Regions from separate parts of the Mus musculus genome. Here all the other regions are linked to region 1. A link is a loop called in an ENCODE intact Hi-C map of the cell type or tissue named here. Cell type or tissue: heart. All regions are shown on one strand. Region 1 overlaps Cfap54 (cilia and flagella associated protein 54). Region 2 overlaps Ccdc38 (coiled-coil domain containing 38). Region 3 holds the start of Gm32551 (a long non-coding RNA gene). Region 4 holds the start of Gm40740 (a long non-coding RNA gene). Region 5 overlaps Lta4h (leukotriene A4 hydrolase). Region 6 has its middle 4.9 kb from the start of Gm40742.

Region 1 (5,000 bases):
TTGCACAGATTTCCCACTTTGCTGTGACCTGCCGGCCTCATGTTTCTACCAATTTATTTGAAAGGTGTCCTCGTGTAAGACTAAAAAGTCATAAATGACTATACAGGCTTCGTGAAACTGTTAACCATATTGGACAAGTGATTTGGGGAAACCTGAATCTGTACCCCTAGGCCATGGCCACTCACATTTGGCTTCAGAAAAAAAATGATCTCTTTATCTTACCTGGGGTAAGTGTTGTATTTTTGCATTGATGGTCTTTTAAAATGGAAGCATTTCTGTGCCTTCTCTATTTCAGTGGTTCTCGGCCTTCCTAATGCCACTGCAACCCTCTATAACACAGTTCCTCATGCTGTAGTTACTCCCAACCATAAAATTATTTCATTGCTACCTCATAACTTTAAGTTAGCTACTGTTTTGAATTGTGACAATTATCTCTGATATGCAAGATGCAAGACAGCTGATATGTGACAAGCCCAGGGGTCGGGACCCATAGGTTGAGAAACCATGCTCTATTGGGTAATTTTTGCCTCCCAATACATAGATTAAAGTCTAAGAAATAGACACAGAGGAAGAAAATCAAGCTGGGAAACTGAAAAAATTTGAGAAGGCACTCACTCACACCGCCCATGCCTGGCCTAAAATTCCCGTGCATAAATTAACTCCTTGTCCAACACTGTATAGAACTTGCTATATTTGGGCTTAGGCCAGTGATATGGGGTTAAACTCACAAGTTCACAAACTGAAAGCCCAGCCTTGGCAGGGTCTTATCAAGCCAAGCCCAGGTCCATGACCTTCAAAGACGTAGACCCTGACACAGAACTCACACCATGGTACATGCTCAGTTTCTGGTATAATACTGAGCGGGGGGAAACGGCATATATGCCACAGTTGCTAGACTCACAGTAAAGCAAAAATATTCAGAAAACTAGAAGTCATTAAAACAGGACACTGAACAGCCAGGCCGTTGGCCTGAGGGGCTGACAGGGCAAGGCCACAGGCCTAGGGAAAAACAACAGGAAATAGTGTCTGGGCTCCTTTGTGTAAGTTAGGAACATGGTGACTCAGCACTTCCTGCTGTAGGTCCACCACACCCTCTGCTGAGCTGAGCTGCCCTCCCATCCCAGGCTCCCTTTGGTCCCTGAAGGAACCACCTGGAGACTTTCAAATACAAAATAAAAGGGCAGGCTTTGTAGTTGTTATGGCTGTTACTATACCTCAGTACAGTTTTACTTATTTGCATATTGTTTCCAATATTAAAAAAAAAATTAAACCCTTTAGACTAGGAAGGCTATCAACCCAAATACTAAGTAGCCAAAGGAGTTTGTTTCTAGCTGGCTCTCTGTCTGTTTTGTAACCACTTACTTTTATTTGACAGAGGCTGTCTCCAACCTTCAGGAGCTTCTCGTTGTAATAGTTGGACGGCAGCCTGGGAGCATATTTGGTCCAGATATTAAACAGCGTGGTGGCACTGTAAGAGTCATGAAGTGAAAAGACATCTTCAGAATGAGCAGGCAGTGTCAATTAATTCGTGGGCAACCCCTTTCTCACCTGCCTTGTGCTGAGTCTTTCTCATATTCCTTATTGTTAACGTCTAAGGATCAACAAACATTAGTATATCTAGTGTGTGCCCACCGTTGACTGGAGCCCCTTTTTATATGTGTTTAAAAAAAACCTCCTTTTGAGAACAGCTTTTAACTTCACAGTGAAGAAAATCCAGAGATGTTCCTCCATCTCCATCCCCAGGCATAAGCAAGCTGTGTGTCCTCTATGGGTATCCACCCTTCTGGGGTTCTTCGTCTCAAGAGAGATCTTCGAGGTGGACTCGGAAGGAAGTCCAAGGACCATTTTACTAAAGGAAGGAACGTAGTGCAGGCTAGATAAAGAGCCCGGAAGCAGCCAGGAGATGGAGCAAAAGTCATGCCTTTTAAGTTAGGCATGGGATAGAAAGAGACAGATGATTACTAAAGGAGAAAACACTCCCGAGAAAGAAGTGAGCCAGTAAGCCAAGGAGAGAGCCATATGGTATATGTTCTGTTATAGCTCTCTCCTCTCTCTGCTTTGCATTTCATTTGTTCCACGCATGCTCAGTTCCTCAGGTTGTGTCAGGATCTCCAGTGTTCCTCGGCAGACTGACTTCTTTCTTATGTTACCCTTTTTTTTTTTTTTTAATGTATGAGTGTTTTTGCCTTGCATGCATGTATTTGCAGTACCCTGGAAGACCAGAAGAGGGCATCAGATGACCTGTAGCCATCTACAGGTGGTTGTGAGGCACCAGTGGGGGCAGGGAACTGAACCCAAGAGCAGGAAGTTCTCTTCACCACTGAGCCATTTCTCCAGCCCCCTCCCTGGTTTATCTTGATGTAGCTTTTGTTTCGGTTCCTACTTTTTTTTTTTTTTTACTGTATCTTGTAACAACTGATGAGGCAACCCTAGCACATCACGTATTGACAAAGTCCAGGGTTTCTGGCAGGGTTCACTCTTGGTGATGTACTTTTGATGAGCTTCAGACACATGTATAATGATACATATCAGCACTGCTTCAAGATACAATGTTTCACTGTCCTGAAATTCCTCTGGGCTCCACCTACACATTTCTCCCTTGTTCCCTAATCACTGATCTTTTTACTGTCGCCATAACTTTCCTCTTACAGAATGCCACATAGTATGTAATCTTTTCAGACTGCCTTCTTTCTTTTGGGAGTATGTATCACATTCCTCTATGTCTCCCCTGGTTCGCCAGTTTGTTTCTTCTATTGATTAATATTACATGATTGGATAAGACTGTCACTTATTTTTCACTAACCTTATAAAGAATGTGGTTGCTGCTTACAAATTTTAACAATTATAGGTAAAACTGCTAAGCGTATCTGGGGTTTGAGAGGCAGCTCAGTTAAGAAAGCGCTTACTGCATAACATGAGGGCCTGAGTTGGAGTCCCAGAACCCACGTAAACAGCCTCGTCCCGTGGCACTTGCTTGTGGTCTCAGGGAAGCAGAGCCAGGAGGATCTCTATGATTCACTGGCCAGTACCTATCCTAATTTGTACGCCCCAGATTTCAGCAAGAGACACTGTCTAGAAAACAAAAGATAGCTCTTGATGAAGGGCAGTCAAGGTTGAACACTGGCCTCTCTCTCTCTCTCTCTCTACACACACACACACACACACACACACACACACACACACACTAGTGGAGGGAAGTAAAGGGGAGAAAGGAAGAGGGAGAGGGAGAGAGGGGGGAGGAGGAGGGGGAAGGGGAGAGGGAGAGGGAGAGAGAGAGAGGGAGAGAGAGAGGAGGAGGAGAGAGAGAGAGAGAGAGAGAGAGAGAGAGACTGGTATCCACATGCAGGATTTTATATGGATATAATCTTCCTTTGGGTAAGTGCCAAGAGCCACAATTACTAGATGGCATTAATAGCTTTGTGAGACATCATCACCTGTCTTCCACAAAGCCACATCTGCCGTTCTGCAACCCTTCCAGCATGAAGCTTCTGGTCTCATCAGCATTCAGAGCTGTCAGAGTCCTGGATTTCAGCCTTGCAGTCCTGTGTAGGCGGTCTCACAGTTGTTTGAATCTGAAGTTCCCCCGATGTTGTTGTATGTGGAGCATCTTCTTATGTTTATTTTCCATCTGTGTATACCTCTTTGGTGAGATGTCTGTTGGCTCTTAGGCCAATTTTTAAAAACAGGTTGGTTTGAGGTTTTTGGGGTTTGTTTGTTTTTTAAGTCCATTGCATGTTGTGGACAACAGTTTTGGGTTTTGGTGTTTTTTTTTTTTTCTATCATATATGGAATTTGAGAGTGTTTAGTTTACAGCATAGCCGGTCAGTGATAGTCCACCCCTTTAATCCCAGCACTCAGGAGACAAGAGGCAGGCAGATCTCTGAGTTTGAGGCCAACCTGATCTACAGAATGAGTTCCAGGGCAGCCAGTACGACACCGAGAAACCCTGTCTCAAAACAACAACAACAAAGCTTACAGACTATTCTGCCTATGTTTTTTTCATATTCTTTACAAAGAGCAGAAATCTTTAATTTTAATCAAATTAAGTTGTTCATGCCATTGGAATTATGTCTAAAAAGTAATTGCCAAATCCAAGGTCACCCCGGTTTTCTCTTAGGAATTTTGCTGTTTGGAGCCTTACATTTAAGACAGGTGATCCTCTGAGTTGATTTCCAGGATGGAGGAAGTCTGTACCTAATTTCATTTTCTTGCATGTAGTTGTTGAGCATTTCCAGCATCAATCGGTCTCAGCTCTATTCCTTTGTCAAACTACAGACTGTACGTCTGGGCTGTGTATTCTTCCCCATTGATTTACCCAAGATCCTTTCATCAATATCACGCTAGCTGTTTATAAATCCTGAGAGGGTGCTGTATTTGATCTGCCAGCTTTGTTTCTTTGGGTTTTGTATGTTTGTAACTCATTACAAACAAGGTAGGAAATAAATAGAGACAGGGTCATGGCCCTCCCTTCTCCCAGAGGTCATTGGCCACTGGCCCATGAGGACAAAAGGGAGCAGAGTCAACAAACAGGGTTTCAGATGACCTTTGTGTATGAACAGAAATGACAACGCTTGGTGATCAGCTTTGGGGACAAAGATCAACTTTATTTGGGGTGAATCAAGATTTATATAGTTTGGGGGAAGGTGGTTGGAATATCCAGTGTGGCTGAAGGCTAAATAAGGTACTGAGAGACCTCCTTAGCATGGAGATGCATTCCAGGAATCTCAGGTGCTTGCTGAATGGGTTTGATATCAGGAGAAAGGACGCTGGATCTGTAACTTCGCCAAGGCTACATGACATTCCGCAGGTAGAGGACATGGAGGTTTGGAGCTCCCCAGACAAGGTCAGAGAAGAAACCATGCCAGTAAACGGAGTCCACCATTTTGCACCGAGCTGTGGGCTTTCCAGCAGCATCAGACTTTGACCTGCTAACTAGCAGGGCTTCCCAACACGGAGTCTCACTATGAAGCCCTAGCCACCCTCAGACCTAATATCTTCTT
Region 2 (5,000 bases), 480 kb after region 1:
CACGGAGACAGAGGACAGATTTATTCTGTATATCAACGAAGAGGCTGCAAGTCAGGGCACGTAGGCGTGCTCTAACAGCAGAAGACGTAAGCAGTTTCTCCCTAGAGCCTCCAGAGAAACACCCCCCCATTTTGGGGGGGGGGTCATTGTCAGAAGACTCATTTTCAGGCTCCTGACCCCTAGAACTTCAAGCCAGGGGGTTTGTGGCGCTATTCCCAGCTTCCATGGGACACTAATGGGGATGCACTGAAAAGGTTGCTTATCAGCCATGATGTGACTCTCCACACCCTAGAGGGAGATACATATGAGCCTGGAGCAACCTGGATTCAGCCAATGACTCTTGTCAAACTGGCAAGCTGTAGATTGTAGGCCCAAGGGTTGCCTTGCCCTAGACCTGCAGAAGGATCAGGCAGGAGGCTAAAGGGTAGATTCCCATATTCATTGTTGGGTATAAGGTGCTATTCAGGGGATACAATATCAATACTGCCCCCAAAGATCAGTCTACCCAGAACCTGAAAATAAGAACATATTTTCAAAAGGGGTCTTTACAGAGCTAATTAAAGGATCATGGGTTTATGGTCTATCTTGAATACAACTAGCGGCCATGTGTGGGGGTGTGCTCCTTTGATCCCTGCAGAGGCAGGCAAATCTCTGAGTTCAAGGCCAGGTTGGTCTACATGGTGAATTCCAGGACATCCAAGGGTTACATAGTAAAACTCTGTCCCCCAAATCAAAACAACACCCCATTAAATGTAACTGGTGCTTAAATGCATTAAATGCAGTTAGCTTTAGAAGGCTAGGGGTGAAGAGAGGGCAGATGGGAATATGTCCCTATCTGGAATCCATTGTTGTTCAATGGTAAGGGGCACAGGATGATTTCAGGCCAAGTCGTGATCTTAGATCCAGGAAACAGAACCAGTGGAGAGGCTATGCACTGTTGAGAAAAGGACTCACGGGATTACAGAGACAACCATCAAGCTGGAGACTCAGAAAAGCTGGTGCTAGAGTCCAGCCCAGTGCAAAGGCCTGAGCCCAGGGGAGCTGACAGGATCAGCCCCAGTCAGTTGAGCATGGGTGGCAATCTGAGAGGAAATGACCCAGCTCAAACAGCAAGGCACCCATGTGAGAGAGAGTCAGTGGGGAGCATATGTCCCCCCCCTCCCCCAGCCTATTGTCCTACTCAGGCCCTCCGTGGATTGGCTGATGCCCACACATGTTGGGATGGGCGGTCTTCTTTACCAACTCTACCAATTTGAATGCTAAAGTCGCCTGGAAAACCCCTCACGGACATACCCAAAATAACATCTAATTTGGGCAAACCCTAGCCCCAGTCAAGTTAAGACATGAAATTAATCACCACTGATACTCTCTCTGCTGAGCCCTAGCCTGTTGGCCATGCTTCTCCCACACCCTTGCACTGCCCAGGGCCCAGCCTCTGCCACCTAACTGTCTCTCCTCCCTGTATCATGAGGCCTACAATATCATCTGCCTTCTTGACATCTTTACAACCCACAAGGCCGGCCAAGAATCACCCACAGTCTCCTCCCTGTGGCCAGACATGGCCCTCCATGGCTGACACCCCCTTTCCTAGAAGGGGCCCATTATACTCAGCCTTCAATGCATCCAGTTACCTACTGTGTGTGGTACTCTATGCTTAACTCTCTAAGGAGCTGGCAGGCGTGTTCCAAAGTGGCCCCAGCATCTCACTCCTCTGCTACTGATTGGTGGGGCCAGGGTCCTCTTCACATCTCTACATCTCCAAGTGTGAGCTTGTAATAACGCAGACTCCTCATCTCTGGTTCATGTCCCCTGAGATGCTGGGCCCTGAGAGAGTGGGCAGAGAAGATGTGGCTCTTACCGGGGAGACCCAGGAGCTGTACTGCCAGGTTCAACTGGAGGGCAAGATCCATCTGAAACCCACCTTCTCAGAGACCCCTGCATCCCATTTCTCTACTCCAGCTGGTGGGGGCTTTATAATTCTGGCCAATAAAGGAACTAACTACACCCTCCTTCCTTTCCTTCCCTCTCTTCTCTCTCTCTCCCTCTCTCCCTCTCTCCCTCTCTCCCTCCCTCCCTCCCTCCCTCCCTCCCTCCCTCCCTCTCTTTCCTTCTTCCTTTTCTTTTAGATGAAGGAAAAGATGCTGTACTCAAAAAGGAAAGACCCTACAAGATTTTTTTCAAAGATCTCTTCGTTTTCAAAGAAAATGAAATTGCTGCCAGGAAAAAGGTAAGGTTTTCTTATGATCAGCATCCCCAAAGAGGTTAGAGCCAAGTGCTTTCAGCCATAGATCTCACTAGTTTTACGTGTTAAGTCTAAACTAGTTAAGACACGGTGATGCCTTGTCCTATGTTTGGCGCCATTCTGGGAAGACAGTACACAGGGACCTTCAGAGATCGCCACCTAGTGGGAGAAGGCCGCTACACCATGTCATCACCAACTAGCTCCACAGCTCACTCTCCATCTTGTGTCCGACCCCCTAGGGTTTTTCATATTGCTACATTTCAGGTCTAGCTTGCACAGGTGGCATGTTGTACCTCACTGGCCAAGCACAAAATAAAAGTATGTCTTACCATGGATAGCACCTTGGGACCGGCAGATCCTACAGCCAGAGCTGTGTGAAGGAGACAGCAGAGGTCTGCTCTGTGGACAGAGAAGAAAGAGTAGGAAGAAGACCCAAAGCATTCACTGTGGTGGCAGGAGCGGAGTCTTTAAGAATAAGCCAAAGTGTGTCAAAGCTGTTACGGATAAACAAGTTTACACGTGCTTTGAGGATAGAGGAGACGAAAGAACGGGGGTGGTGACGTGGAGAGGCAAGGGAATGCTTTTTAGAGTAATTTAAAATTAAAAAAAAAATCAGCACTGGGCCTGATTTTCTTCCCAAAGGTAATGAATGGGTTAAAGGACTCTCCTGGCTCTTGGTAGGATGAATAAAATAGCCAGAAACATGAAGTGTATTCACCCAGGGGTGGCTTTTCTCTGGGCCTTGAGAGCCTCCTCAAGCTTCACACGAGATTAAACTGAGACGTTGAAAGCTATCCAAAGGGTGGGTTTTCACTACTCTCTATGGAAGTCTGCCTTCCATTAAGTTTTCAGCTCCAGTGAGCTAACAATCTTTGAAATTTCCATATTTTCCCTGATTTAATCTAGAGAGGCATTTTCCTGTCTCCGTTTCTGAGATAGTTTGTATAAGGCCCGCCTTTGCAAGGTTATCCTTGTCTCTGTGTAAGAAAGCAAAGGATGCTGGGTACATTTCTTCCCGGGCGAGCTCCGGAACTGCCTAAGGCCGAAGGTCTTTGCTGTTTACATCTGAGCACCGTTATAACAGTATAATACTTTGGTGCATTAAAATTCCTTTCATGCTTTTCGCATCTTGGGCAGGAGAGAATGAAAAACCACAGCATGAAAATCTACCAGAAGACAACATTTTCGTCCCGAATGAAGAGTCGCTCACACCTTGGCCAGCTAGCTTTTTTCGCTGACGCAGGCAGCTCCTCCTATGAACGTCTGGGGCTAGATCCCACTCTTATTCTCAGGCTGACAGAAGGTAAGTGTGAGGGTTCGAAGAGGTTTTACCCTCTACAGACTCCTGTGTTCGAATGGCTCAGAGGTAGGTAGTGTTACTATTAGGAGGTGTGGCCTTTATAGAGGACATTTGTCACTGTGGGGCGAGCTTTGTCATCTTAAACGTTTAAACTATGCCCAGTGTGAAACAAATCCAGCCTCGTCCTGGCTTCCTGCTAATCAAGGTGGAGAACTCTCTGCTCCTCCAGTGTCATGTCTGCTACAGGCTGCCATGCTTCCTGCCATGATGACGGTGGACGAAACCTCTGAAACTGTAAGCTGGGCCTAATTCAATATTAGCCTCTGTAAGAGTTGTTGTGGTCATAGTGTCTCCTCACAGCAATTGAAATCCTAAGACAGTAAGTCAACATTACTCTTAGTTATTCATATATATATATATATATATATATATACATATATATACACATATATAATTTATTTTATGTACATTGGTATTTCGTATAATATATACATATGTATATATGTGTATATATACACATATATGTATATATAACTTATTTTTTTTAATTTTATGCACATTCAGATAACCTAGAACTGGAGTTATAGGCAGCTAAGAGCTGCCATGTGGTTGCTGGAATTGAACCTGGGTCCTCTGGAAGAGCAGCCAGTGCTCTTAACCACTGAGCCATCTCTCCAGTCCCTATTCTTGGTCTTAAGGTGTGGCTCTGGATATATGCTATTCATTGTACGTTTGGGAGATTTTCTGGTGCTGAGAAAGATGGAATCAGAGCTGCTCTACTGTTGTGAGATAAGCTACCGGAGAACACAACGTGAACTACTTGTTTATTTGTTTGTTTTATCTGTGTAGCCCTGGTTACAATCGCTACAGATCAGGTTAGCCTGGAACTCAGAGATCTACCTGCCTCTGCCTCTGCCTCTGTTGAGATTCAAGACATATGCCACCACTGTCAGGCCAACACAGACATTCTTCAAGTCAAAAGGAAAGTCTTTATTGCTGGACAGTGGCTACATGGGGAACTTGCCCAAATCATGAGGCCCCAAGTCTCACAGCCACTTGTCTTTCATGTAAAAGGCAAAATAACACACGCTTGCGCGCGCGCACACACCCACACCCACCCACCCCCACCCCCCCCACACACACAATATCCTGGTTGGCACACTTCAGTAAGCAAGACACAGAAATATAAAAGCCAAAAATAGCTAGGGACTTTTTATTTGTGGACTTTTCTAGAACTATGGACTAGGTCTCTGTTCCCATTTTGGCCTGCGTGCTGGGTTTCAAGGTCAGAATGGTACCTCTAACATGGTGTCATTCATGTTAAGTTCTGGGGCCTGTTACAATGTGGCAGGTAAGCTCTTTGCCATAGACTCGAGAACAAAAAGAAAGTGGCTTAAGAAGACATTTTTCCAAGAAGATCCTTACTTCACCTGCCTTTGGGAAGGAAGAAAGTCAATG
Region 3 (5,000 bases), 210 kb after region 1:
AGCCAAGCGTGCCCTTCCAGTGAGAGGTCAGACATTTATGTCGGCCGTGATTGCCAGCCTAATGTCGGTAGAGTTAAACTCGTTTAAACCAGTTTGACCGATGCAGCTCACCAGAGTGCAAGGCTGGCAAGGCTGGCAAAGCTGGAAGCGTTGGCCAGAAAAAAATGCAAAATAGATGATCTTAATGCCACAGTGGCCACTGTCTTCCTGCGTTTGCCTCTTGGCTCTTCTGTTCCTCCCTTCTCTTTTCCCTTTCACCATCCTGCCCTTCTCTTCCCTCCTCCCCCTCTTCTTTCCTTTTCTAACTGTATTGCGACTCTGCTGTCGGCCATGGCTGGAGTGTGTCCCCAGAGTTCCCAAGTCCTCAGTGTGGCAATGCTGTACCTTTTAGGGCTGGGGAGTGTGTCATGTGATCATGTATTATGTCACTGAGGGTGTGGGAGAGATGCTCTTTCAGGGATGGATCGTTTGAGAGTGGGTTGTTGTAAAACAGCAAACCCCACCTCAGTCTCCTCTCACATGCTCCCGGCAGGACGCCATCCTCCTGTTATGACACCACGGCCAAGGGGACCCTTTACCAGAGCCACTGCTGTGCTTCTGTGTCTCCAGAACTCCTTTCTTTATACGCCCAGCCTGGTGTGTTTTGTAATAGCAACAGAAAACAGGCAAATGCGGAGTCTACGGTGACATCTGTTTGGACCTGTTTCAGTATTAAAACCCTTGATAATAAAAACTCCTGACCTTAGAACAGCGTATGGGCATCATACCTGATCTCAGACGTTCCAAGACAGCAGTGAAGGTTTGTGTCTTAAGGAACAGCACAGGACAGGTGGGTCCCCGGGCCCTGCCACCCACTGGCTGCATAGGCTTAAGTGTCTCCCAACCAAATCTGAATGTTCTGTTTCATATAGGAAAACTGGTGCAGGACCTGTCCTAATGGGAGTGCCATCTCGTCTAAAGAGAACAGGAAGTGCCCAGGACAGAGCCCTAGACTCCTAACAGACTAACAGCTATGAAACTGCTTGTTTAAAAAAGCTGTGTGTGTATGCATGCATGTGTTTCTGTATATATGGATTATACTTGTGTGTAGGGGTATGTGTGTGTTCGTGTGAATGTATATTGTACTTGTATATACATGTGTTTGTGTACATATGTGTGTACTTGTCAATGTATGTGAATTGTACTTGTGTGGTACATGTGTGCATATGTAGGTATGCTTTTGAGTATGTCTGTTGTACTTCTGTGTATATGTGTGTGCAGATACATGGGAAACATGTGTGTGTGTGTGCATGTGTGTATGTGTACAAGTATGCACATGCATGTAGAGGCCAGAGGACTTCAGACGTCATCTTTAGGAACACCTTTGTGATAGGAACATCCTTTGTGACAGGGTCTCTCTTTGGCCTGGAGCTCGCCTATTAGGCTAGGCTAGCTGGTCGGTAGCCCTCAGGATCTACCTGTGACTGCCCTGCTCAGCGCAGGAATTACCATCGTGAATAATCATGAACCATCATGCCCAGCATTTCTTCAGGGGTTCCATGAGCTCAGGGCCCTCTGCTTGTGGGGGAGGCACTTTACTGTCTGTCTCTCCCTCCGACCCGCACCAACCTGAAGTTGCTCACTCCAGAGATCACAGGCTTGTCTCCACAAAGGCTGTCAGCCACTAACAATCAATCCCCTGCCTAGGACACAGATCCCTTCATGCTGACGGGACAAGCGCTCAGGTTCAGTGCCCAGGACTTGAAGAGATGACTCTAGTCCCAGGCCCAGGGGCAAGCCCTCTTTTCTTTGACACCTTGATTTAAAACAATAGAAAGGCCACGTTTCTGGGCTCTCTGCCAGCAGGCAAGACAGACTGTTTTCCTGCAGGGCCCTCAATTCTCATGGCAGAACACAGAACTTGGGAACAAAACGCAAAGCTAGACGCCATCTGCTTGGCTTCCGGACAGTGCAATTAGCTGAGAAGTGCCTTTACATCTTCGTAGGACTGCATTAAGTCGGGATTAATTAATTGCCGTGCTAATGGGAAGCACCTTTAGCGCCGCAATGACATAATCGCATGCTATTAGGAGCACAGAAAGGAGCCCTTTATAATTAATGACGTCTTCATTTCCTGAAACGTGTAATCCTTGTGTCCTCAATTCCAAAGAGGTTTGCAGACAGAAGGCACTAAATATAGATCCGGAACTAATATTTAAATCACTTTAAGATTCACCTTTCCATAAGAGTAATGAACCCAGAACAAAAGTTCCCTTGGGTTTCTAGGATTCTAAACCTTTTCGTCCATCAGGTTAAGTAGTCGGCAAGCATGGGTTCAAACAGAAATGGCCAATAATTACCGGCCTGATAGATTTATCCTAAATAGAACAAGTTTTGCCCTACCAAGCATACAAACTAATTTGCAAGACATAAATTAAACTCATTCCAATTGTCCTTGCTGTGATTCACCTTAAAAAGTACTCTAGGAGCCGGAGAGGCAGCTTAATGGTTAAGAGCACCGGCTGCTCCTCCAGAAGAGCCAGTTCAATTCCCAGCTCCCTCATGGCAGCTCACAACTGCTGTGATTCCAGTCTTAGGGGGAATCCAACGCCCTCTTCTGGCCTCCATGGGTACTGCATGCAAGTTATGTATAACGCATGCAAGTAAAACATCCATTATACATAAAACAAGTATACTTTTTCTTTAGTTATAGCACTCTGTGCCTCACTCCCATGATGTAAAAATGAGACTGGCTTTGTTTCTAATTGGAGGAGTTACTAATAAGCCAAATGTCACAGGCCAAGCACAGATCCAAGTACTTAGCGCGCAGTAGTTCAGTGAATCCTCATAGAGATCCCGACTGTGGAATTGCTATGTCTCCCATTTCACAAACAGAGATGCTGAAGTGCCCCGTGGTAGTAATATTGTGTCCAGGGTTGGAAGTGTAACTCAGTGTTGGAAAACTTGCCTAGCACGTACAAGGCCCCAGGACACAATCCCCAGCACACAAGTGGTAAAATACAGCAACCCCCAAACTACTATTTCCCTGGAAAGGACCTTCTGACCGAACTCCTGACCAGAAAGAACAGACAGACTTTGAAGACTGTAATTCATTTTTGTTTGTCTTGTTTTTTGTTTTTTTTTTCAAGCTTTTAGGGTTTCCTCAATGTAACCCTGGCCATCCTGGAACTCACTCTGTAGACCAGGCTGGCCTCGAATTCAGAGATCCACCTGCCTCTGCCTCCCGAGTGCTGGGATTAAAGGTGTGCTCCACCATGCCCAGCTCAGACTGTAATTCTTATTGTCCCCAGAGCCAGTTGACATCTTACCCCTGCTGCCAGCCTGATGCCAGTAGATGCCCGGTCTTCAGCAAATTACATATGAAAGCGGGGGAGGGTACAAAAACTGAGCCTCAGGAACATACCAAGGGTTCCCATGGGATGGGAAAACCTCAGCAATTTGTTTTTATCTCAACATTAAAGGTATGGATTGCCTCCATTTTCATGTGTTTTCTGTGATTTGCTTGTACACACATGTGTTCATGTTCATGTACATGTATGTGTTCATGTGTAGACATTTTTTTTTTGAAAACAGGGTCTCTACGTGCCGAGAACTTGGAAATTAGGCACCCACAGATCCTCCGGTCTCTGCTTGTCTGGCTCTGGGATACCAAGCATATTCCACCACACCATGCCTTTGCACTGGGCTCCAGAGATTAACTTCAGATCCTGTGCCTGTAGGGCAAGCTCTTCACTAACTGAGCTGCCTCCTAGTCTCCGCTTCTGTTTTCTGATTGGATGCACAGCCCAGGCTCCTCCTCAGTGAACTAAGAGAGGTGAGCCCTCCCTGCCCCCCCACCACCACCCCCCACTCCCATGATGCCAAGGCTTGCTTTACCTTGTCGTAATAGTATCTCAGCGCTCTGCTCAGCTTGTCGTAGTTCATGTTGGTCTTGTTCTTGCGGAGGCCCCACAGCTTGGCCACTTCTTCCGCCTTGAGGAGCTTGAACTCGCCATCGTTCGATGTCCAGCAGATGAGGTGCTCATGTTTCTGGTCCAGCAGCAAGTGCAAGAGGAACTGCCACAGCGTGATTGCACTCTCCATACCTGGGAGGTGGGCAAGAGGCAGGCAGGTCAGAGCGGGTCTGCAGCTCAGGCGCTGCGCGGGGGCTCTGCTCCACAGAGCTTAAGAGAAAGTACTTTCTACCCCACCCCCAATGGACTGCCTAGCCACACACAGGTTTTCTGGTTGCACAGTTATGAGCAGCCCCGATGCAGGAACACAATGGCAGTGCCCCGAGGTCCTGAAATTCACCAATCACAAACCAGCGGAGACCACACTGTGCTGGGAGCTACTTAGAGAAAACTGACTAAAGGAATGAACACCTGTGTGGTAAGTTCCCATTGGCTAGCTCCATCTATTCCCACCCACCACATCAACTGCATCTTGGTCAGTCACACTTGCTGAAGTGTGGCCATGAGTGTCTGCTAGGGCTTAGTGAAGTCACACAGGGGCCTAGGGTCATGAAAGTATAGATAGCATCTCCTGGTTAAACTGTCCTTTCACCCAATATAGCCAGCCCTGCTTTGCAGGGAGGGGAACTCAGTTACTCTTTACACAGTCAGCCATCTCAGAACCCAGGACAGGGCTTGCATAGAGCAGATATGGAGTCAGTAGACGCTGGTTAAAGAATCAGTTGTCGCCAACTGAAGGAGGAGTCCTTCAGTTTCCTAAGCACTTGTCATATAGTCGCCCAAGCCCCAGTTTCAAGCACACCGGCAGGAAGTGTTTTTCCCACCAGGAGAGGAAATACCATAAAACAATGTTATCCTTCATCTTTGCCTGTAGCATGAACTCTGCTGTTCCTTCCTCCTGACATGCTGCTTGCTACTTCTTAGGCCCTGATGGACTCTGCTCAGCCATACAGACGCAGTTCAGATGGGATCACTGGACTGTCATGATCTGAATTTTGATCACTTGAGTAGTATTCACAAGAAATCACCCTTTTGTTCTATTACACT
Region 4 (5,000 bases), 53 kb after region 1:
AGAGCAGTCATTGTGAAAGAGTGTGAGATCCCTGGGGGCGGGGGGCAGGCATGGAGACAGAGTTCCCTACATCCAGGAGGTTTGTGAAGGAGCACTTTGGTGTCAACACCAGGGGAAGTGTTGCAGGGCAGGGGCTGTAGCAGAGCAGAGCTAAGACATCTTTATAGTACTCATGGGTCTATTGAAGTCCCATCTTTATAGTGCTCATGGGTCTATTGAAGTCTAAACACAAAATTAGCTCAATTAATTGAATATACAGGATTAGATAAAATCTTGCCCATATTTCATAAATCACATACTCAATTTTTGTCTCGAATTTTATGGAGACAAAGATCTCTCAAAGTCCATTATTAAAACACATAATGTGTCTGGTGGTGGTAGTGGTGGTGGTGGCGCACACCTTTAATACCAGCACTTGGGAGGCAGAAGCAGGTCGATCTCTGTAAGTTCAAGGCTAACCTGATCCACAGAGTGAGTTCCAGGATAGCCAGAACTACACAGAGAATCCCTGTCTCAAAACAACAACAACAACAACAATAATATTAATAAAAAATAAAAAAACAATAAGGTAATGGTATCTATGAATGATGATTATATAAACCATCTGACTGAGTTTGTAAAATGATATGTAAATTAAGATTTTTCTAGATGGAGTAGCATATTCACCTCCTTAGAGATGTGGCATATTGATTTCGGGTATAGTACAATGTTACAACAGTTGCCTAGCAGACTCGAGGCTCCAGGATCAATCCCAGTACCACATACATGTCACCAAAATAGTGGGCTGTCTCTGCAAACAAAAGGTCCATTTCTCTTGTGAGTGTTAAGAAAAAGTCTACAGATTATTAAGCCCCTTCTTCATGCACAAAGCCTTTCTGTTTGTTTGTTCATTTGGTAAAGCATCTGCTGGTTGATCCATCAAGTTGCTTGGAGAACTCCACAGTATATTAGCAAGTCTGCTAAATAACAGATAATTAGTCTCTGGGGGGGGGGGGAACAGGAGAATGCCACAGCGTCCGCAAATCTGTCGCCTGTCTGATGGCTTTTACATTCGAAGCTGCTCCAACTGCTTGGGAACGGCAGCAGTTCTGACTGTGTTTCTTTTCAGGGCCTGCTCGTCTATTCTTCCTACTGCAAAGCTCCAACATCCCGGCTCTTCTCTGCCTCACCTTCTCCACTTCACCAATCACAACTATGACTAAGCTAAAGGAGTCCTCATATAATTATACAAATACATAAAAGGGAACTATGTGGAAGTCTCGTTTTAAGAATAACTATGCACTACTGACATGGAGGACTTTCTCAAAAACTAAAGGCACCACAGGAAATGCCACGTGATGAGGAAACGGTTCATCTGATAAATAAATTTACCTCACCCTGTCCAAATCTCCACAGCAATATCATGATTCCACATTGTTAAGTTCATGGAGGAAATATTATTTCATGGTGTCTTTTTATTATTACTTTTAAATTCTACTTTATGTTGTTTATATGTGGTCATGTACATGCGAGAACATGCACCCATGGAAGAGCCCAGAGGTTCAGGATCCGGGGAGTTGGACTTACAGATGGTTGTGTGCCACCCTACATGTGCAGGGAACTAAATTAAGGAACTCTGCAAGAGCAGCGATCACTCTCAACCACCAAGCCTCTCTCTAGTGCCAGGTTTGTTGGGTTTTTTTGTTTGTTTGTTTGAGACAGAGTCTTGTTATATACTGGAAGATGACCTCAACTCCATCCTCCCTGTCTCTGTCACTTGAGTGCGGAGGTTACAGGTCTGTACCAGCACATCCAACACAGACAATATTTATGTGATAACTCACATTCTCAAAGTGAAGGACTTAGAAAGTCAACCATCCAGGGCTGTCTCTTACAGCAGTCACAGCGCTTGTCTCAGAGCCTGCAACTAGGAGGCCAATCTGCTAGAACACCAGACAGAACTTCCTGCTGTGAAGAAATCCAACCCTCTCCCTTTCTTAGACTAATTTGATTCCCCCGTCAACGCTGAATAAATGTTCCCTGTGGAAACAGTTCTGTGCTAGTCATATTGAGACAGGAGAAAAATAACTTGGCTGTTGGGTATACAAATTAGAGTTAGCAGTAAGGTGTCTCCCCTCCTCCCCTGCCCCCAAATAATGAGTCTTATTGAAATCAAAGGAAAGTTAAAAACTTATCAAAACCTGTTATGGTGATACATACTCACAATCCCAGCATTTTGGAGGCTACGGCTACATTTCGAGACCCTGAATCAGAAAAATTGAGTGCTTTTAGTGGTAGAGCATTTGGCTAAAATGTGCATTCGCTGGGGGGTGGAGCTCAGTGGCAGAGTCCTTGCCTAACACAAACAAGGTCTTGGGATCCTCTCTAGCCCAGCCAAAGGTGGGATGGTGGGTGAACTTAAAGCTTACCAAGTGAACACTTCTGTCTGGGTAGTCTTCCCATGTGTCAACTCAAGATGCAAGCATATTAAGTAGGTTATTCTGTCTGAGCAGGCTTCCCATGAGTCAACAGAAGATTCCCCATAGACTTACATAATACCTGTCTCGCGCAATTTTAGGGAAGTCCTCCTCGGACCTCTCTTTGTTTAAAAGCTGAGCTATAAGAGAGAGACATTGTAAAGAGCAGGGCTACCAGAAAACCTACACCAATGCCAGCTGCAAAGGGAAACTGACTAATCCAAGAAATTTGTCTTTCCTTCCTTACGCTGGTCCTGATCCAGCTGGAGGAAGCTGACTGGCGTTTGCTGGTTTTCCTTTGCAAACGGCTGGCTGCAAGCTGCAGAGGAAGCCAGGCAGGTCTCAGCAGAAGGAAACTGCCCAGTGCCTTCGTCAGTTTCCTGTTGCATCTGACTGATAGCAAAGAGAAGAGGATGTGACGTCATGTTGCCGCAGTTTGACTCTGAGATGCAGCTGATAAACGCCTCCACCTTCCATTCAGAGGCCGGTGACTTACAGTTTTCTTCTGGCCAAATAGAGGTTTAGACTTTCGAACCTGCCTGTCACACATCCCCTAACTACTAAGTCCTTTAAAATGCTTACATTGTAGAAGAGATTAAGAGCCCAATGTTAAGATACATTTTTTTTTCATAAACAGCTCCCTGATGATCTATAAAACTCCAGAAATACACCAAATCTGTTTCTAGGGAAATTAGCTCCTTCAGACTTTGGTCAGCTCATCACAGACATTTCCGTAGGGAGAAATATCTTCTGATTTGGCGACAGGTTAGGAGTGTGTTGGAGACATTTTATTAGATTCTCTTTCCCAAATATTCCTAACAGGGCAGTAAGAAACTTTACTCAAATACTTTAGTGACTTCCATTTGATTAAAGAAGAAAACTTAAGTATTTTACCAAAGATTTGAAAGCCTGCATCATGCATGCAGTCTTTGCCTCTTTCCAGACTCGTCTCAAGCCGTCCCTGTGTCATTATTTTTAAGAGTCTACACATTGTGTCCCAAGCTTTAAGAGCTGAGACTAAAGCCAGGCTATCATCCTAAATGGATTTACCAATTCTATTCTCCTTTTAAAGTTGTGTGCACAGGTCAAATCTAGTTCAAGGACCTTGTAATGTGCATCATCTCTCTGTCTCTTGAAAACTAATCATTCCACCAATGGCGCACATCTTAGGCTGTTTGTCATACGATGGTACTCCCTGGTCCCTAATTTCTTATTTAGGCTTGCATGATTGTATAATAAATTAAGGAAAGAATTCTTTGTTGCATGCTTTGAATAATGCGTGCATATCATCCCAAATTACTACTTCTTTTTTCTTTGAAGCATGGTCTTACGTACCCTACGCTGGGCTGAGATGCTCTGTAGCACAGGGATGATATCTGACTTCTGATACCCTTGCCTCTACCTCACAAGGGCTGGGATTTCAGGCCTTCACCTCCTTGCTTTGTTTTGTGCTGTACTGGGGATAAAGCTAGGGCTTTGTGCATGCCAGGCGAGCACCTCACTGATGGAGCTGCACCACCAGCTACCCCAGTCTTTCCATATCAGCTAAATGAGTCTTTGGAGGCTCCTTCTTTGCCAAAAGCTTCTTGGGGCATGTAGAACTGAAGGGGGGGAGGGGGAGGGGGAGGGGGAGGGGAGGAGGGAGAGAGGAAAAGGCAAGGAAGGAAAGAAAAGCAGTAGAATTTACCCAGTGAGAAAGATGAACTTGGAGAATCCTAAACAAACTACTTTTTCCAAACTGGGCTACATAAGATAGTGCTGAAAAACAACAACAGCAACAACAACAACAACAACAGAGAGAGAGAGAGAGAGAGAGAGAGAGAGAGAGAGAGAGAGAGAGAGAGAGAGAGAGAGAGAGAGAGAAATAGGAATTGAATTGAAGCCACTGTTCAGGATGATGTGTAGGCATTATTCAGAATATGCAATAAAGAGTTCTCCTTAATTTATTATAAAATCATGCAGGCTTAAATAAGAACGTAGAGATTAGGGAATATCACTCTACCACAAGCAGCTTAAGGGTCCTAGAGAAACTAACCTTCCACTATTTGCAGATTCTCCGCTTTCCAAACAGACTGCTCTGTTTGCTAAGGCCAGCAAAGGAAAGGAGCACCTGCTATTTGCTTCCTGTGATGGTTTGTATATTCTTGGGCTAAGGAGTGGCACCATTTGGAGGTGTGGCCTTGTTGGAATAGGTGTGACCTGGTAAGAGTAGGTGTGTCACTTTAGGTGTGGGCTTAATACTCTCACCCTAGGTGCCTGGAAGTCAGTCTTCCACTAGCAGCCTTTGGGTGAAGATGTTGAACTCTCAGCTCTGCCTGTGCCATGCCTGCCTGGATACTGCCGTGATGATAATGGACTGAACCTCTGAACCTGTAAGCTATCCCCATTTAAACGCTGTTTTTATAAGACTTGCCTTGGTCATAATGTCTGCTCACAGCAGTAAAACCCTAACCAAGACACTTCCCTTTCTTCCTCCCTGGTTCTCTTGCCTGGGATTGCCCTGAAATTATGACTGTATAATCCCAAACTTATTTTCCAGGAAAT
Region 5 (5,000 bases), 400 kb after region 1:
ATACAACGCACTTTGGACAAATTATGTATCTAGACAAAGGATCCACATCATTCATACTTGGCAGTCAGGTATGAGGCACAGAAACTTAGTGCCCAGCATCTAAGGGAAGACTGGCCTACCACACATTGCTGCTTTATAGACCTAGTGAGCTGCTTGGAGTTCTAGGAATCCAGCAAGGACTTAACTAGGACCTAAGTAGATTGGAATTCGCCATAGAACACATTGGACAGTGTAAACTTTCCTTTAATCTATTGTCAATTAAAAGAAAGGAGGGAGTGGGAGGTTGTGCTTACCAAAGCCCTCGTGTAGCCTAGAGCTAGGACCTGCTGGAACCCACCTCAGTGCTCCCTGCCTGTAATTCCAGCCTCAGAAAGCAGAGATGAGATTCCCAGAGCAGGCTACCTATCAAGACTCGCCATAGCACAGAGCTCTGGGTTTGATTGAGAGACCCTGCCTCAGTAGAAAAGGCAGACATGCGTGCATCTACACACGCACACACACACATACATATACACACACGCGCGCACACACACACACATACACATGCACACACACATACACATACACACGCACACACACATACATATACACATACATACACATACACCTATACATACACACACACCTATACACACACACACACACACACACGCACACACATACATATACACACACACTCACACACACATACACATGCAGACATGCACACATATACATGCACACCTATACATACACACACACATACACATGCACATACACAGCTACATACACACACATACACACACGCGCGTGCGTGCGCATACACACACACACACACACACACACACAGTAAGAAGGAAAGAGGGGTAGATACATGAAATGGAAGTAAAGAGCTCTCTCTGGGGTTAGGCCTATTAGTCCTATTGATGTTAAAGAGGTTTCTGTGATTAGGGAAGGAAAGAAGGCAGTGTTTGCTTCCTAATGCCTGTGTGTTGAACCTGTTGACATACAGAGTAGACATACAGTGACCCTTCAGGCCAGGTCTGAGATGTCGTCAGCTGCAGCCTGTCGATCGATCTGATGATGGAAATTCTAAGATGTTTTCTTTTTTGTAGGCAGGTGACAAGTCACTCTCCAACGTAAGTAAAAATTTCTTCTTACAATCTTAACACTCAAGAAGTTGTTAAAATACCCACTGTGTTGTTTAGAAGTTATTATTGTAAAAGAAAACTGGGGTTATCCTCTTGCTACTTCAGCAATTAGGTTTAGTAGAGTAAAGAAAAATTTAGCCAAATATATATGATACATAATCACAGAAACAAGTATTGTTATTTCCTGTGTATGAAACATTTTAATCGGCTTACATGCTCATTGAATTTAATACTTTCCATGTCTTTTTTTTTTTTTTCTTTGTGGTAGTTGTTTCTAATCCATTAGCATGTTCTATACCTTTTTGGTCTTGGTTAAATTGCATTTTCCTCCCGAAGTAAGTAATTTTTTAATACGTTTTTAAAAACATCAAGTCATGTGACATTGAAGTATTTAAATAAGGACTTGCTTCAGGATGAGGTATCCGGTGTGACCACTAATCCCTTAACACTGTCCTCTCAGGTTATTGCACATGAAATATCTCATAGCTGGACAGGAAACCTAGTGACTAACAAGACGTGGGATCACTTTTGGTATGATGGGTTGTTTTGTTTTCTTTTGTTTTATTGGTTGCTCTTGTTGATCCTTCTGCTTTCCACCCACCGCCACCGCTGTCTCCTCTGTACTTCTTGTTTCTCTCCCCTACGGTCTCTATGATCCACGGAGTTTCAAAAGACCCTGCCGCACCTGTCACAGAGGTCCATACAGTCTAGGTGTGCAGTTTATTCCTGCCGCTAACTCTCTGACATTGCCGCATTTTAACACAGACTTGGCAATAGCAAGATTGCCGCTTCCTTTTCTCTGCTGCCACCTGCTGGTCTGGGCTTGCTATCGTCTTAGTTGACTGCCTGGGCCTCTCTAGGCAGCATGGGCTGGGATGTAGAGGCCATGCTATCTATAAGGGCTCTCCTCCCGGGGGAAGACACAAAAGAAAAGATCCGCTTGGCTAAGATGCTGTGTTCTATCTGCTGGGACAGTACCCATTTTGTTGTTGTTTTTTTTTGTTTTGTTCCCTTTCAGGTTAAACGAAGGACATACTGTCTACTTAGAGCGCCACATTTGTGGACGGTTGTTTGGGGAAAAGTTCAGACATTTCCATGCTTTGGGAGGATGGGGAGAGCTACAGAATACGGTAAGTAGGGTGGGCTTCTACAAGAGTCACCCAGCCTTGCATAGTCATTACCAAACTGGGTTAATAAACTATCTTTTTAACAACAGGGTAGTCATAGGTGTAGAGGATGTAGCAGGTGCCATGCATAGCCCTGTTCTAAACTGGGAGCCAAGAAACACATACGTTCTTTACTGCTAACATAGATGACTATTGCATAGAAATTTATGTGAATACTTGTGATTTGTTTGTTTGTTTGTTTGTTTGAGACAGAGTGATCTGTGTAACAGCCCTAGCTATCTTGGAACTCACTCTGTAGACCAGGCAGGCCTTGAACTCACTGAGATCTCTGCCTGCTTGCCTCTGCCTCCCGAGTGCTACAGTTGAAGGTGTGCACCACCACTGCCTGGCCCTAATACTTGTGATTTTTTTTTTTCAAAAATGTATTTATTTATTTTGTTTTTTTTGGAGACAGGGTTTCTCTGCACCACCACTGCCAGGCAGATTTATTTATTACTTATATCTAAGTACACTGTAGCTGTCTTCATACGCATCTGAAAAGGGTGTCAGATCTCAATACAGATGGTTGTGAGTCACCATGTGGTTGCTGGGATTTGAACTCAGGACCTTTGGAAGAGCAGTCAGTGCTCTTAACCGCCGAGCCATCTCTCCAACCCCTACTTGTGAATTTTTAAACACACTCTCCCCAACTCTAAATGTGTCGCTCAGACATTAAATCATCTTTCTAGTTCTTTTGTCAAAGTAAAGCCTGTTATTAGCAAGGAATATCTGAGACATACATGTAGTTAGACTCCAGGAGTGATAGCAGCATACTGTTTCCAGTCTGTACGTTGAAGGTTTAGAAGCCTGAGTGAAACAGAGCCTCCCCAACAGCTTGCTGGCGCAGTAACAGTCCTCTTCCTATGAGGGTACTCATCTCACTTTATTGGGTTGCAGATAAAAACATTTGGGGAGTCCCACCCCTTCACCAAGCTCGTGGTTGATCTGAAGGACGTAGACCCCGATGTAGCCTATTCCTCCATCCCCTATGAGAAGGGCTTTGCGCTACTCTTCTACCTTGAACAGCTTCTTGGGGGACCAGGTAAGTAGCTGCCATTGTCCGCCGGTTGGCTTTCGTTTGTTTTTAATCTCTGGGAGGGTGATATGAAGAGTAGAGATGACTTGTTAACTCTTTCTAGTCTTTTTACATTTCTGGTTCATTCTGCTAGAGACGTCTATTGCTGTCAGATGTTGCCTTCATCCACAAAACTCTACACAACCCCTTAATCTAGATAATGGGGGCTTGACTTTTTTTTAAATCCCATTATAGTTAAAGAGTTAGGGTAATAGCGTATATCCATAGACAAACTTCCTGCAATCCAGAAGTTTATGAGTGACAAATGAGCGGCCTCCCAGCCCTCGCCAGCCCCAGAGTCACCTCATTAGCACTTTGATGTCACTGGCTCCAGATCTTATTCTAGGGGTAGATGACTGTCAGTCACACACACACATATACATGGAATGACTTTAATAAAATCAGGGATCCTGTAGACTCTTATTGGTGGGTCCACTTCCTCCATTGAAGTTCCCAGAAGTCGCTGTAATTCTCTCTTCTTTCTTCAAGTTTTCATGGATGTGACGTCACCTACATCAGCTTCCTCCTTCCTGTGGGTCTTAGCCACCTCAGCATAGGGTTTTCCCCCTCACCTTTGCACCTCGTGGCTTCACTTTGGAATATCTAGATTGCCAGTGTCGTTGTTGGGTTGCACCCTGTGCCCTTCAGTAAATAAAACAAGCACTCCTGGAACATAAGCCATGTGTGACTCAGCGGGGCCCCTGAGAACCGGAGCGGCTTAGCAGAGGATTTGGGGAGAGACCAGTCGAGTTGCTTCTATCACACAGTGTCCTGATGATTCTGCTTCATTACTAGTTACTGATGTTAACCTCTTCCCGTGCCACAAGCATGAATTCGAGTTTCCCACAGGTCTGTCCGCATGGAGGTCCGTACAGTAGGGTGTGGTGCTGTACAGGCAAGAGAGAGCGACTGTCTTATGTATTGGTTCTGCATCTGTCTTTTTTAAATTTCTAAGCTCAGTGTTTTGCATCCTCGTACTCAGGGCACGTGACTCTCTCTCTCTCACACAGATGTGCTGGGATTATGTGACATTATATTGATGGCCTGGGCGGGGTGGTACCCGTTTCCATCGGCTTTGAAGGCGCCTGCCCTTCCATTCCATTTGTGGGCTTACTCCCCCTTTGTCTCATCGATGAGGGCTATTGCTTTAGAACTTGGGTTATTCTTGCTCTGTGACTTCATTATGTCATCCTGGCTGGAAGGAGACTTCTAGGCCCAACTGGAGACCTGCCTCCTGTCCTGAACATTCTCTCACTGTCCAGAGCTCTCCTTGGTCCTTTGACTGTTCTCTGTTGCCCGTGGTTACCAGAACAACGTCAACTGCAAAAACGACGTCAAAGAATTGCCTTCCTGTGAATTGATTTCTTTTTCTTTCTTTTAATTTTGTTTTTCCTCCTAGAGGTGTTTCTAGGATTCTTAAAGGCTTATGTTAAGAAGTTTTCCTACCAAAGTGTAACGACTGATGACTGGAAGAGCTTCCTATATTCCCACTTTAAAGACAAGGTCAGCTTTAAATTCTTCCTATTTTTCATGCTCCATGTAGCTCTATAAACTACTTGTTAGGCTGTGTGTATTTCTTAACCATAAGTATTGGCTCAGAATTTCCCAAGAGACTCCTCTGTTGTATTC
Region 6 (5,000 bases), 360 kb after region 1:
CAATGGCAAGCATGAGAGGCTATGCTGTAGGGTGTGAAGTTTCTCCTAGGACACATTCTTGGGGGATATAGTAAGAGATATGTCAAAAACCCACTCTTAATTGGCCTTGAGTTTCTGGGTTCAGGAGAAACCAATGAGTCACTGTGGGGAGGTGCCCATCTCTCTCCCTGTCCACCGAGTGCCTTGAGATTTCCTGCCTTGCAGATGGAGTCAATTTCTTCTTAAAGGAACTTTTGGCTTTCTTTTAACAGCAGGAACCGACTTTCCTTGTTGTGTATAAAATCTGGTACAACCACATTTTCAGAGACCACCATTACTTCCTGCAGGGCCCTGCTTAAAGCAACTATTATCCCATTGGTTTCCGCTTCCTGATGTCTTTCCTGCCAACCCGGATCATCACAAAGCCAGCAGCTTCTGGGCTAAGAACAAGCTTGAAAGGCTAACCCTGCTTTGTTCAAAATTTGGACTTCAACCATGGAGATGCTTTGCATGGGATATATTGAAAAAAGAACAAGCCAAGAGGGCAGCCTGCCGGGGACAGCTGGAGCTGCCCGGGCTGCTCAGAGCTGAATGGTCTCATCCTTCATCGAGCAGACCCCTGACAATAGTGCAGGCCTCATGGTGGGAGATACAAGAGGTAGGATCTGGTCCTAGGTGTCATGTATAAGGTGCCAGACACTATTCTTGGTGTTTCACCCACAGTCAATCACACGAGTGTGACAGCCCTGATATTTTATGATCTATGGGCTTGGTGCCCAGGGTGGGGATTGTCCATGATGGGGTTTGATCTGCATCCACCTGACTCCAACAACAAGAAAAACAGAGCTTCCTCTTCTAGTTTCCGCCGTGCGCAGTCTCTTTAGGACGCGGTGAAGCTCTGGAAGGAGCAGAGAAGGGAGAGACACACATCTATCTCTCACGCACATCACACACACAGTTATCCTAAACCTCTCTTAGCAGATCCATGCTCCAGGAGGTGAAAGCTGCTGTCCACTCTGCCGAGGCCTGTGGACACTTTGCTTGGGTATCTCTGAAGATGCAGCACTCACATGGGAACTCTGAATAAATGCATCCTCACCAAGCAGCTGCAAACCTTAACGCCAACGCACAAGGACAGAGTTGGGGTGCTCTGAATAAAGACGAGGAATCTTGGTTGGGGGAGGCTTGAAGGAGAGTGTGTGTTTAACCCTTTGACACTGATATGAAGATGTCACCCCAAAAGTTTATTTTTGATAAATACATACTTGAGGTTTTAAAAAATCAGGGGGAGGGGGGAGCGGGGGAGGGAGAGTCTCATAATGTTTTAAGTGTATTTTTGTTGAGTGATGTTCACAGTTTCCCTCGGCATCATGCAGTCCACCGGCTGCAGGTTGAGTGTGTCCTGGAGAGATGAGGAGCCAACCAGTATAATGCTACTACCATCTTAGTTTGTAAATTTTTAACTTTATTTGTGTGTGTGTGGGGTGGGGGGGACACAAACTTATACCCAGAAGTCCAGGCTGACCGCAGACTCTCTACATAGCCCAGGATGGCCTCAAATTTGTGGTAATACTCCTGACTCAGCCTCCAGTATGCTGGGATTGCAGGCATGAGCCACCTTTCCTGGCTTAATAATGCTAAACAGTGGGTGCTGCAGGGTCTCACCGTGCATCCTGTTTTCAACCAGGTTGTAGAAGGTGTGTGTATGGGTGCACATGTGAGCCGGCGTGTCTGTGCCTATGTGGCAGCATGTGTGAATCCATCCTTCAAGGAAGGGCTAAACAGCCATGTGTGAAGGAGTTACTGTCTCAGGGGGACATTTGGAGTCACAGGGCATGGTAGTGGGATGATGAGAGGCCCGCTGGTTTTAATATTGCTTCCCAGAGATGCTTCGGGAAGAGTGAGGAGGTAAATTGGCTGTTGTGAGTGATCTGAGATGAGTCCAAAAGTAGGAGGCAGCTGCTGGCAGGAAGTAAAGGGAGGCTCACTGTTGCCTGGCCCTTCCATAGAACACAGGCACAAAAGGAGAAGAAAGCAAGGGGGCTTGTTTGCCCTTGCTTCCTGGTGTAGACATGCTTTCATTTCAAGATCATCTAAAGAGCTTTCTGGCTTCACAAGCCAGTTAGCAGGAACTTTAGGGAGTGCCCCAGCAGCATACCTGGGCAAGGCTAGGGTGAGGCTCTCATAGAAGCCATGGAGAATGCATTGTATTAAGGACTAGTCATACCTTAAAATAGTCATGCAAGTGAAGCCTTTTGGACACTAGAGGGCGCCATTGACACACAAATGGTGCTTCCAGGCCCACACCACTTCACTGCAGAGGACACCCCACACAACTTAACTACAGTCTAACTTCTTGAAAGTTGAGCCTCCTATTCAACTTCACACCAGTTCAGTGGGATCGGCCTAGTCTTGAAGCAGGAAGCTCACAGGGGCCAGTAGCTGCAGGTTTTCCCAACAGACCTCACCTTCTAAAAACCCCTTAACATCAATGAAAGCAATGACACCTCAGATTCCAATGTCTTGGGGGAATTGCATCAGAAGTGTGCGGTGGAGAGATAGCTCAGTACTGACTGCTCTCCCAGAGGACCTGGGTTCAATTCCTAGCACCCACATAGAGGCTCACACCTGTTTGTAGGGCTTGTGATACACTCACATAGACATACTTGCAGGCAAAGCACCAATGAACATAGAGTGCAGAAGGGGAGAAAGAGAGGAGGAAGAGAAAGAGAAAGGAGAAGAGGAGGAGGAGAAAGAGGAAGAGGAGGAGGAGGGAGGAAAGCTAAGTGAGTTAGTAAGAATCTGAACATGTTTACAAAGGAGTTGTACTTTACTAGAGAGAGAGAAAGGAGAGAGAGAGAGAGAGAGAGAGAGAGAGAGAGAGAGAGAGAGAGAGAGAGAGAGAGAGAGAGAGAGAGAGAGAGAGAGAGACAGGCAGGTTCTTGGAAGGACTCTCTAAATGCCTGAAATGATATGAAAATTTATTGCTTGGTTAATAAGAGGTCTTAGGGTAAGATAAAATGCAAAGCTAGACAACATAATGGCTCTGAAAGTCAAAGATTCAGGTCTCATTCAACAGGTCAACTTTGATCCAGCTATAGTCCCTTCATGGTCACAAGACATCAGTCATTGTTCTAGAGTGACAGAGAACAATCCCTCTCTCCCTTCTTCCCTCCCTCTCTCCCTTCCTGCTTCCCTGAATGTACATCTGTGTGAGTATATGAGTGTGTGAATGTACATGCATATGTCTGTGTTCATGCATGTGTGTGCACATGTCCACGTGGTGTGCATGTGTGTGCACTAGCACAGAAAAGAAATCTCCTCAAGAAAAGTACTCCATTAAACAAACAAACAAACAAACAAACAAACAATTTGGCCAGCGGTGGTAGCGCATGCCTTTAATCCCAGCACTTGGGAGGCAGAGGCAGGTGGATTTCTGAGTTTGAGGCCAGCCTAGTCTACAAAGTGAGTTTCAGGACAGCCAGGGCTACACAGAAAAACACTGTCTCGAAAAACAAAAAACAAAAAACCAAAACAAAAAACCAAAAAAATTTAAAGTACTTTTAAAAAAATGGTTAAAAAAAAGCATTTATTTTCTTCATGTGAATCAGCCTTGCTGTAGAGGGGTTCCATTGTGATGTTCTGACATTTTTAGGCTTGTTTAGAGTTCTACTGTCAATGGCACCTCCCAGTTCATAAAAGTGGATCCAAGGGAAAGTAAAGAGTGGGTGGATATTATTGTTGTTGTTGTTATTACTGTTATTATTAAACAGGAGCTGTCCTTGAGACTTAGTATTTCCTATTTCCCAACAGCTAAAACCTATATTCACCAAGCCATACCTTACAGCCAGAGAGGCCAGGAATTGCCATCTGTATCTGAGCATACAGACAAGCAGGCACATTCGAGTTCCTTTCTAAGTTAAGTATTAACACAATTGGTCAACAAAAGTTGGTTGAGAGATAGAGATTTTTCTTTCATTCCATAAACAGAGTAGCACCTACACCACGCAAGATGTTGTAAGATATCTAGAAATGATTGGAGTTATATGTAGGGATGTGTGCACATTGCATGAAAATCCTGTACCGCCTGCCTCGGTGTCCCCAGTGCTGGAATTAAAGGCATGCACTACCACACTTGGCTCGTCTTTCCATTAATTAGTGCAAGTCCGTTATTTTTATAGGGCCCGTGGTTGTGCAAAACCAGCCTATATTTCCTAGTTTCCTTCATAGTATCTGAGAGTTTTCTGAGGTCAGCCTGGTCTACAAAAAGGGTTCTAGGATAGCCAGGGTTGTACACAGAGAAACCCTGTCTCAAAAAACCAAATGATAGGAAGAAAGAAAGAAAGAAAGAAAGAAAGAAAGAAAGAAAGAAAGAAAGAAAGAAAGAAAGAAAGAAAGAAAGAAAGAAGAAAGAAAGAAAGGAAGGGAAAAAGAAAGAGAAAGAAAGAGAAAGGAAGGAAGGAAGGAAGGAAGGAAGGAAGGAAGGAAGGGAAAAAGAAAGAGAAAGAAAGAGAAAGGAAGGAAGGAAGGAAGGAAAGGAAGGAAGGAAGGAAGGAAGGAAGGAAGGAAGGAAGGAAGGAAGGAAGGGAAAAAGAAAGAACGAGAAAAAGAAAGAAAGGAAGGAAGGAAGGAAGGAAGGAAGGAAGGAAGGAAGGAAGGAAGGAAGGAAGGAAGGAAGGAAGGAGAGAAAATGGAAATCAGCAATTGGGAATCTCCACCACGTTCTTTGCAGCTTAGATTTCTCCTTAGATTTTTTATGAGCGGCAAGGAACAGAACTACGCACTGCACCAAAGCATTCACAGAGAGTGGTCTATGCTGCTACCAAATGTATCTTTCCTCTCCTTTGGAACCTGACATCTGTGCTTAGATAAAGATGGAGCCAGAATGACCCAAGAATACCAAAGGGTCCTTCTATTGCATGTTGATAGTTGGGGTTCGGCTGTCTTAGAGATGAAAAACAGAGTGAACTATCTGTTACCCAGAGAGGTTCAGGCCCCCCAAAGGAGTCTGGAACAATGAG

Evidence for each region. A loop is a pair of places that touch in the nucleus more often than their neighbours do. Peaks named below come from ENCODE experiments on the same cell type or tissue, not always from the same donor. Only the 100,000 strongest peaks of a DNase experiment are listed, where the experiment ranks them.
Region 2: it touches region 1 in a loop (1.9-fold over the local background); 6 of 42 quality-filtered maps call a loop at or near these places.
Region 3: it touches region 1 in a loop (3-fold over the local background); 35 of 42 quality-filtered maps call a loop at or near these places.
Region 4: a loop joins it to region 1, with 4 times the contacts of the local background. A loop is called at or near these places in 10 of 42 quality-filtered maps.
Region 5: it touches region 1 in a loop (2.7-fold over the local background); 10 of 42 quality-filtered maps call a loop at or near these places.
Region 6: a loop joins it to region 1, with 2.7 times the contacts of the local background. A loop is called at or near these places in 27 of 42 quality-filtered maps.

The regions. Positions count from the first base shown.
Region 1 is chr10:93,068,467-93,073,466 of GRCm38, forward strand. It overlaps Cfap54 (cilia and flagella associated protein 54), which reads right to left. Exons shown (of 68, transcript NM_001347060.2): 2 at 1,363-1,468. Among named protein-coding and RNA genes, the nearest start is that of Gm40739, 3.8 kb to the right of the region's middle. In heart, a CTCF peak has its summit at 2,221 (motif pointing right); DNase peaks (open chromatin) are centred at 1,065 and 2,225; H3K27ac peaks cover 1,730 bases.
Region 2 is chr10:93,546,783-93,551,782 of GRCm38, forward strand. Ccdc38 (coiled-coil domain containing 38) reads left to right here. Exons shown (of 16, transcript NM_175488.6): 3 at 2,127-2,227; 4 at 3,380-3,545. Among named protein-coding and RNA genes, the nearest start is that of Ccdc38, 8.7 kb to the left of the region's middle. In heart, a CTCF peak has its summit at 2,405 (motif pointing left); a DNase peak (open chromatin) is centred at 2,409; H3K27me3 peaks cover 282 bases.
Region 3 is chr10:93,280,893-93,285,892 of GRCm38, forward strand. It overlaps Elk3 (ELK3, member of ETS oncogene family), which reads right to left. Exons shown (of 5, transcript NM_013508.2): 2 at 3,877-4,085. The coding sequence starts at 4,083. Gm32551 (a long non-coding RNA gene) reads left to right here and starts at 4,081. Exons shown (of 2, transcript XR_871953.3): 1 at 4,081-4,371; 2 at 4,878-5,000. In heart, a CTCF peak has its summit at 2,604 (motif pointing left); DNase peaks (open chromatin) are centred at 1,839, 4,137 and 4,779; H3K27ac peaks cover 2,099 bases.
Region 4 is chr10:93,121,624-93,126,623 of GRCm38, forward strand. Gm40740 (a long non-coding RNA gene) reads left to right here and starts at 4,793. Exons shown (of 2, transcript XR_871951.1): 1 at 4,793-4,828. In heart, no CTCF peak of the experiment used is centred here; a DNase peak (open chromatin) is centred at 2,828; H3K27ac peaks cover 1,536 bases.
Region 5 is chr10:93,469,706-93,474,705 of GRCm38, forward strand. It overlaps Lta4h (leukotriene A4 hydrolase), which reads left to right. Exons shown (of 19, transcript NM_008517.2): 9 at 1,095-1,118; 10 at 1,591-1,661; 11 at 2,149-2,260; 12 at 3,194-3,338; 13 at 4,771-4,874. Among named protein-coding and RNA genes, the nearest start is that of Hal, 17 kb to the right of the region's middle. In heart, a CTCF peak has its summit at 1,953 (motif pointing left); a DNase peak (open chromatin) is centred at 1,936.
Region 6 is chr10:93,423,639-93,428,638 of GRCm38, forward strand. No RefSeq gene overlaps it. Among named protein-coding and RNA genes, the nearest start is that of Gm40742, 4.9 kb to the right of the region's middle. In heart, a CTCF peak has its summit at 2,241 (motif pointing right); a DNase peak (open chromatin) is centred at 2,223; H3K27ac peaks cover 650 bases.